Regions from separate parts of the Homo sapiens genome. Here region 1 is linked to region 2. A link is an interaction called in ENCODE POLR2A ChIA-PET data of the cell type or tissue named here. Cell type or tissue: endothelial cell of umbilical vein. All regions are shown on one strand. Each heading gives the region's core, and the rest is flanking DNA. Links, peaks and the distances in the headings are about the cores only. Region 1 holds the start of LOC100996756 (a long non-coding RNA gene). Region 2 has its middle 5.6 kb from the start of RNVU1-2A.

Region 1 (4,386 bases), core at 185-4,184, 1.8 Mb after region 2:
TGAGGCAGGAGGATCACTTAAGCCCAGGAGTTGGAGGCTGCAGTGAGCTATGATGGCACCACTGCACTCCAGCCTAGGCCACAGAGACAGATGCTGTCTCTGAAAGAAAAAGAAAAAAGAAAGAAAAACATTGCTGACGAAACTGCGGCCTCTTTTGCAGCTCAATAAAAAGCTATTTATTCACTGGCTAAGGTTGTACTAGGTAATCACATCACTTTAGATGATATATTTAGCTGAGCAGGGAGATGTATGTGTGGTGGCAAATACCTTTTGTTGCATATACATAAATGTTTCCCATGCAGTAGAACCTTCTCTAGAAAAAAAAATTAGAAAAGAAGCCACTTGGCTACAAGAAATCACTAAAGAAGAAATGGTATTTGATGTTTTCCCTGATGTTTTCAGTTGGCTGCCTAATGGAATAGGTTCCCTTACTGTTTCGGGATATAGATTCTCTTTGTGATTATCATTCTTGTGTGCATTATATCTCCACTAGTCAAATTATTAATGTTATGTATTTCTCATTGTTTTACTTCTTTTGAGAAACGAAATTCATGGTACTCTGAAGACTAGAGATGATTCAACAAGTGACAGCAACTATAGAATTGGCCGAGATCTCTCTGTCTCCCCCCCCCCCCCGCCCCCAATTCTGTGATGCCAATTCAGCTTCTGGGCACTGTTAAAAATTCCTTAGTGAGAGGGCTCCTTTCCTCCCCTGCCCCCAGTGTGGGACAGGACTATCTGGGAATGAGCCTTTCTGGCAAGGAGAGATACAGCTTTTGATCGACAATGCTTTCAAGAAAGACTTTTTATCTGGCCGGGCGCGGTGGCTCACGCCTGTAATCCCAGCACTTTGGGAGGCAGAGGCGGGCGGATCATGAGGTCAGGAGATCGAGACCATCCTGGCTAACACAGTGAAACCCCGCCTCTACTAAAAATACAAAAAATTAGCCGGGCGTGGTGGCGGGCGCCTGTAGTCCCAGCTACTCGGGAGGCTGAGGCAGGAGAATGGCGTGAACCCGGGAGGCGGAGCTTGCAGTGAGCCGAGATCCCGCCGACAGAGCGAGACTCCGTCTCAAAAAAAAAAAAAAAAAAAGACTTTTTATCTAAAGGGAGAATGAGGAAAGAAGAGAACTTTTATGAGGAGTGTGAGCCTTTCCAAATTCTCAGGCCCAGAGAGGCATTACATTGTGACAGCAACCACATTCTGCTTCCTTTTTGTACAATACTGTATTTGAAAAACAAAAAAAAAAACCTACGAGACTCATGAAATTGGACAACATTCTTTATAACACTACTACTGGTAAAACCAGCAAGGATGGCTGGTTTGCAGTCATCTGAGCAGCCTCTCTAGTTTCATAGATGTGATTTCTCTCTGATAGTCAAAGGCTTCCAATTTTAAGCAAAATGCTACTTCACAAAGATAAACAGCTTTGAAAGGAAACGGTTTTCTTTGTAATCCTAAACGTTCTAGTCTGCGAATTAAAAGCCACTATTTGAAGACCGGCGCACAGCTTCCAGCTGGCCGCCAGAAGGGTCCTCCGCAGGACACAGGTTAAGTAGTCGCTTCTTTGGGGGATACTAGATGCGGGGTCTGGGCGCACCTCCGGAAAGGACAAGGGCGGGAGGGAGAGGTGGGACAGCAGACGTCACTTCCTCCGTCGGCTCCCCCAGCGGGTTGGTAGGCTGAGTGGCGGAGGGTGGGGCGGAAGAGCAGAAGGAGACTGGGAAAGGCACTGTCGGTGACATCACCGATAGGGCGTTTCTATGTAGATGAGGCAGCGCAGGGGCTGCTGCTTCGCCACGAAGGATTTCCCGTGCCGTGGGAGCGGGTTCAGGACCGCTGGTCGGACCTGAGAGTCCCAGCTGTGTGTGAGGGCTAGGAGGGCTGGGGGTGGTTGGGGATTGGCTGGAGTGGTGCTGGGGCAAGTGACTGTGCGTTTAAAGGGTGAGGCGTATGGAGCTGTGGCGGGGCGGAGATAGGTGCAATCTTATTTATGTGGCAGGGCAGATATTATGGTTACTGAAATGCCTTTTAAACCCGACTCAACTATTTCATTTCAAGTGTGCTGTTCTGTCATTTTCTCCAAGGTGGGAAGCTCAGCTGTGTAATTTGTAGTAACGAAGCAGAAGTTACAACGAAAAGACAAGTTTTCCTGTGCTTGGCAGGGCCCCCCTCCCCCCCACCAAGGCCTGCAGTGGATAGAGCCTAGCAGATCCTGGACAATACTATCCTAAAAGCTACATCTCTGACAGTGATTTCCAGCGACTTTGTCAACACGGTCCGCCCCCAGCAAGTATAAGAGGAAAAACAACAAATGTCTTTACTGCCTTGTCTTTCCCCCTTGCCACTTGTCATTATTCAAGTTTTGTAAGTTCCTGATTTCCATTCAGTGCAGCTGCAAGGTTACCAGCTGTGCTTGCGTTGCAAGACCTGTCACAGTTTGATTAACTGCCTTCTTTCTGCTTCTGTAAGCCCTCTTGCCTGCCCCGCGAGTTTCACACCATCAAATTCCTGCTGCACCATTCAAACTAGCCAACCCCCTTTCAGAAGTGTGTATAAAAGTCAAGCCCCCTGTCTTTCTTCGGGGCTCATGCTAGGCCCGAGTGCATTCAATAAAATCCTTCTGTTCCACCCGTTGGTCTCTTTGTTCTCCTGATTCCCGCAACAGTAGTAGGGGACTGCGTTCGTGCTTTCCCCTGGTCTTTCATGGTATGAATAATAGACAGCATTTGTTTTTTTCATCTATAGTCGCAGGCCCAGTCTCAGTGATTGTATGGTGTGGTCAGCTGTTTTTGTTTTTGTGAGACCTTATTTTCTTGTTTACTGTCCTGGGACAGATGTCTGTAGTCACTTGTTTCCTCAGGAGGCAAATTTCAGTCTCTGTGGGGGAGGTCTCTCATGTTAGCTGTGGTGGTACTTGGTGGGCAGAGCTCAGGGATCTAGGCTTCCCTGCTTTGTAGATTGCTCAGTGGTCCCCAAGGCCTACTGGCTTTTAACACCACTTGAAAACCTTAGTGTTTTTCCATTGTCCCCGGAGTCACCTCTTACAGAGCCTCTTTTTTTTGTTTGTATTTTTCCCTGAGACAGAGTCTCACTGTATCTGGTGGGATCTTGGTTCAAGCGATCCTCCCACCTCAGCCTCTGGAGTAGCACAGGCACGAGCCATCGCAGCCGGCTAATTTCTGTTCTTGTTTTGTTGTTGTTGTTGTTGTTGTTTTGTTTTTTTAAGAGTTGAAGTTTCGCCATGTTGCCCAGGTTGGTCTCCAATTCCTGGACTCAAGTGATCCGCCCTGCCTTGGCCTTCTAAACTGCTGGGATTACACGTATGATCCATCACACCTGGCTAGCCCCTGCTTTTCCCTATAGCATTCATGGGAGTTTGTAGGATTTCTGTGCTGGGGGGAACGTGTACTCAGCTCATAGAACCAAGTAGAAATTGTACTTGGAACTGGTGCCATTGGGTTGTAGACATAACACGCTTGCTCTTTGTATGGAAAGGGCTTTGCCAGTGCCCTGGTGCCCCTGCACAGGGCATCGAGGCCTGCAGGTCAGAATGGCAGTCTCACCTATGTGTTCGTGTAATACGCAGCAATTCTCCCTGGAATATAAGATGGGAGGTCTTGTGAGGTTCCTACAAGTAAGAAGACACATTTCCCTGAAGTTTGTATTGACGAATTTAAAAACTAATAATAACAGCCCAACCTCCTGGATGGCAAATGTCCTTTACATTGACAGACCGCAACTGCCCTACTTGCCTCAGCTCCTCCGTGCAGATGCAGCCCCTGATTCCCTCCACACAGGTCATTTCCTCTCTGCTTTATCCAAAAGAGGGAGACAGCGGTTCTGCAGGAACCGCTAGGCCTTCAGGCCTTTGCTAGGAGCAAAGTAGGGGGAAATGGTCGCTGGGGCTGGGACCTGGGCACTGGGCCAGGTTGCCCTGCAGGAGGGGAAGTACTCAGGGCTAGAGGGGGCCAAGCACCAAGACCTCAGCATCCTCAACCTCCAAAAGGACTCAGAGAGAGGCAGAAACCGAGACAGGGTTCTTCTTTCAAGGAAGACCCCAGGGCTCTGAACCAAAATCCAGATTTTTCCCCATCTGCAGCTTAATTCCACCTTAGTTGGTGCAACTTCATCCTTCCCCTATGCTCAGGACAAAAAACGGTTCTTCTATAGCCTGGTCATTCTCTGATCCCATACATCCTATTGGTCAGAAAATTATGTTTTTTCTTTGGTTAACTGCAGACTTTGGTCTGCACAATCTTTTTCTTTCTTGGTCTGAAAACCACCCCACAGTCCCATATGTAGCTTTTTTGGATAAACCTAGAAATGGACCCTTCTGGTCTTACAGCTTGAAACTTAATATTTGTTGGCCGGGTGCGGTGGCT
Region 2 (4,386 bases), core at 108-4,107:
ACAAATATTAAGTTTCAAGCTGTAAGACCAGAAGGGTCCATTTCTAGGTTTATCCAAAAAAGCTACATATGGGACTGTGGGGTGGTTTTCAGACCAAGAAAGAAAAAGATTGTGCAGACCAAAGTCTGCAGTTAACCAAAGAAAAAACATAATTTTCTGACCAATAGGATGTATGGGATCAGAGAATGACCAGGCTATAGAAGAACCGTTTTTTGTCCTGAGCATAGGGGAAGGATGAAGTTGCACCAACTAAGGTGGAATTAAGCTGCAGATGGGGAAAAATCTGGATTTTGGTTCAGAGCCCTGGGGTCTTCCTTGAAAGAAGAACCCTGTTTCGGTTTCTGCCTCTCTCTGAGTCCTTTTGGAGGTTGAGGATGCTGAGGTCTTGGTGCTTGGCCCCCTCTAGCCCTGAGTACTTCCCCTCCGGCAGGGCAACCTGGCCCAGTGCCCAGGTCCCAGCTCCAGCGACCATTTCCCCCTACTTTGCTCCTAGCAAAGGCCTGAAGGCCTAGCGGTTCCTGCAGAACCCCTGTCTCCCTCTTTTGGATAAAGCAGAGAGGAAATGACCTGTGTGGAGGGAATCAGGGGCTGCATCTGCACGGAGGAGCTGAGGCAAGTAGGGCAGTTGCGGTCTGTCAATGTAAAGGACATTTGCCATCCAGGAGGTTGGGCTGTTATTATTAGTTTTTAAATTCGTCAATACAAACTTCAGGGAAATGTGTCTTCTTACTTGTAGGAACCTCACAAGACCTCCCATCTTATATTCCAGGGAGAATTGCTGCGTATTACACGAACACATAGGTGAGACTGCCATTCTGACCTGCAGGCCTCGATGTCCTGTGCAGGGGCACCAGGGCACTGGCAAAGCCCTTTCCATACAAAGAGCAAGCGTGTTATGTCTACAACCCAATGGCACCAGTTCCAAGTACAATTTCTACTTGGTTCTATGAGCTGAGTACATGTTCCCCCCAGCACAGAAATCCTACAAACTCCCATGAATGCTATAGGGAAAAGCAGGGGCTAGCCAGGTGTGATGGATCATACGTGTAATCCCAGCAGTTTAGAAGGCCAAGGCAGGGCAGATCACTTGAGTCCAGGAATTGGAGACCAACCTGGGCAACATGGCGAAACTTCAACTCTTAAAAAAACAAAACAACAACAACAACAACAAAACAAGAACAGAAATTAGCCGGCTGCGATGGCTCGTGCCTGTGCTACTCCAGAGGCTGAGGTGGGAGGATCGCTTGAACCAAGATCCCACCAGATACAGTGAGACTCTGTCTCAGGGAAAAATACAAACAAAAAAAAGAGGCTCTGTAAGAGGTGACTCTGGGGACAATGGAAAAACACTAAGGTTTTCAAGTGGTGTTAAAAGCCAGTAGGCCTTGGGGACCACTGAGCAATCTACAAAGCAGGGAAGCCTAGATCCCTGAGCTCTGCCCGCCAAGTACCACCACAGCTAACATGAGAGACCTCCCCCACAGAGACTGAAATTTGCCTCCTGAGGAAACAAGTGACTACAGACATCTGTCCCAGGACAGTAAACAAGAAAATAAGGTCTCACAAAAACAAAAACAGCTGACCACACCATACAATCACTGAGACCGGGCCTGCGACTATAGATGAAAAAAGCAAATGCTGTCTATTATTCATACCATGAAAGACCAGGGGAAAGCACGAACGCAGTCCCCTACTACTGTTGCGGGAATCAGGAGAACAAAGAGACCAACGGGTGGAACAGAAGGATTTTATTGAGTGCACTCGGGCCTAGCGTGAGCCCCGAAGAAAGACAGGGGGCTTGACTTTTATACACACTTCTGAAAGGGGGTTGGCTAGTTTGAATGGTGCAGCAGGAATTTGATGGTGCGAAACTCGCGGGGCAGGCAAGAGGGCTTACAGAAGCAGAAAGAAGGCAGTTAATCAAACTGTGACAGGTCTTGCAACGCAAGCACAGCTGGTAACCTTGCAGCTGCACTGAATGGAAATCAGGAACTTACAAAACTTGAATAATGACAAGTGGCAAGGGGGAAAGACAAGGCAGTAAAGACATTTGTTGTTTTTCCTCTTATACTTGCTGGGGGCGGACCGTGTTGACAAAGTCGCTGGAAATCACTGTCAGAGATGTAGCTTTTAGGATAGTATTGTCCAGGATCTGCTAGGCTCTATCCACTGCAGGCCTTGGTGGGGGGGGAGGGGGGGCCTGCGAAGCACAGGAAAACTTGTCTTTTCGTTGTAACTTCCGCTTCGTTACTACAAGTTACGCAGCTGAGCTTCCCACGTTAGAGAAAATGACAGAACAGCACACTTGAAATGAAATAGTTGAGTCGGGTTTAAAAGCCATTTCAGTAACCACAATATCTGCCCTGCCACATAAATAAGATTGCACCTATCTCCGCCCCGCCACAGCTCCATACGCCTCACCCTTTAAACGCACAGTCACTTGCCCCAGCACCACTCCAGCCAATCCCCAACCACCCCGAGCCCTCCTAGCCCTAACACACAGCTGGGACTCTCATGTCCAGCCAGTGGTCCTGGACTTGCTCCTACAGCGCGGGAAATCCTTCGTGGCGAAGCAGCAGCCCCTGCGCTGCCTCATCTACATAGAAACGCCCTATCGGTGATGTCACCGACAGTGCCTTTCCCAGTCTCCTTCTGCTCTTCCGCCCCACCCTCCGCCACTCAGCCTACCAACCCGCTGGGGGAGCCGACGGAGGAAGTGACGTCTGCTGTCCCACCTCTCCCTCCCGCCCTTGTCCTTTCCGGAGGTGCGCCCAGACCCCGCATCTAGTATCCCCCAAAGAAGCGACTACTTAACTTGTGTCCTGCGGAGGACCCTTCTGGCGGCCAGCTGGAAGCTGTGCGCCGGTCTTCAAATAGTGGCTTTTAATTCGCAGACTAGAACATTTAGGATTACAAAGAAAACCGTTTCCTTTCAAAGCTGTTTATCTTTGTGAAGTAGCATTTTGCTTAAAATTGGAAGCCTTTGACTATCAGAGAGAAATCATATCTATGAAACTAGAGAGGCTGCTCAGATGACTGCAAACCAGCCATCCTTGCTGGTTTTACCAGTAGTAGTGTTATAAAGAATGTTGTCCAATTTCATGAGTCTCGTAGGTTTGTTTTTTTGTTTTTCAAATACAGTATTGTACAAAAAGGAAGCAGAATGTGGTTGCTGTCACAATGTAATGCCTCTCTGGGCCTGAGAATTTGGAAAGGCTCACACTCCTCATAAAAGTTCTCTTCTTTCCTCATTCTCCCTTTAGATAAAAAGTCTTTTTTTTTTTTTTTTTTTTTTTTGAGACGGAGTCTCGCTCTGTCGGCGGGATCTCGGCTCACTGCAAGCTCCGCCTCCCGGGTTCACGCCATTCTCCTGCCTCAGCCTCCCGAGTAGCTGGGACTACAGGCGCCCGCCACGACGCCCGGCTAATTTTTTGTATTTTTAGTAGAGGCGGGGTTTCACTGTGTTAGCCAGGATGGTCTCGATCTCCTGACCTCATGATCCGCCCGCCTCTGCCTCCCAAAGTGCTGGGATTACAGGCGTGAGCCACCGCGCCCGGCCAGATAAAAAGTCTTTCTTGAAAGCATTGTTGATCAAAAGCTGTATCTCTCCTTGCCAGAAAGGCTCATTCCCAGATAGTCCTGTCCCACACTGGGGGCAGGGGAGGAAAGGAGCCCTCTCACTAAGGAATTTTTAACAGTGCCCAGAAGCTGAATTGGCATCACAGAATTGGGGGCGGGGGGGGAGACAGAGAGATCTCGGCCAATTCTATAGTTGCTGTCACTTGTTGAATCATCTCTAGTCTTCAGAGTACCATGAAAACAATGAGAAATACATAACATTAATAATTTGACTAGTGGAGATATAATGCACACAAGAATGATAATCACAAAGAGAATCTATATCCCGAAACAGTAAGGGAACCTATTCCATTAGGCAGCCAACTGAAAACATCAGGGAAAACATCAAATACCATTTCTTCTTTAGTGATTTATTGTAGCCAAGTGGCTTCCTTTCTAATTTTTTTTCTAGAGAAGGTTCTACTGCATGGGAAACATTTATGTATATGCAACAAAAGGTATTTGCCACCACACATACATCTCCCTGCTCAGCTAAATATATCATCTAAAGTGATGTGATTACCTAGTACAACCTTAGCCAGTGAATAAATAGCTTTTTATTGAGCTGCAAAAGAGGCCGCAGTTTCATCAGCAATGTTTTTCTTTCTTTTTTCTTTTTCTTTCAGAGACAGCGTCTGTCTCTGTGTCCCAGGCTGGAGTGCAGTGGTGCCATCATAGCTCACTGCAGCCTTCAACTCCTGGGCTTAAGTGATCCTCCTGCCTCAGCCCCCGAGTCACTGGGATTACAGGCCAGAGCCACCATGCCTG

Evidence for each region. ChIA-PET counts read pairs that join two places held together with the same protein. Peaks named below come from ENCODE experiments on the same cell type or tissue, not always from the same donor. Only the 100,000 strongest peaks of a DNase experiment are listed, where the experiment ranks them.
Region 1: POLR2A ChIA-PET joins it to region 2 with 8 read pairs; 6 of 35 experiments call an interaction of 5 or more read pairs at or near these places.

The regions. Positions count from the first base shown.
Region 1 is chr1:146,385,458-146,389,843 of GRCh38, forward strand. The region is part of intron 3 of LOC112268274 (a long non-coding RNA gene); the gene reads right to left. It overlaps LOC100996756 (a long non-coding RNA gene), which reads left to right and starts at 1,090. Exons shown (of 2, transcript XR_159169.5): 1 at 1,090-1,865; 2 at 2,089-2,632. In endothelial cell of umbilical vein, for the core only: no CTCF peak of the experiment used is centred there; a DNase peak (open chromatin) is centred at 2,084; H3K4me3 peaks cover 289 bases; H3K27ac peaks cover 719 bases.
Region 2 is chr1:144,544,162-144,548,547 of GRCh38, forward strand. No RefSeq gene overlaps it. Among named protein-coding and RNA genes, the nearest start is that of RNVU1-2A, 5.6 kb to the right of the region's middle. In endothelial cell of umbilical vein, for the core only: no CTCF peak of the experiment used is centred there; DNase peaks (open chromatin) are centred at 2,270, 2,524 and 2,888; H3K4me3 peaks cover 771 bases; H3K27ac peaks cover 1,019 bases.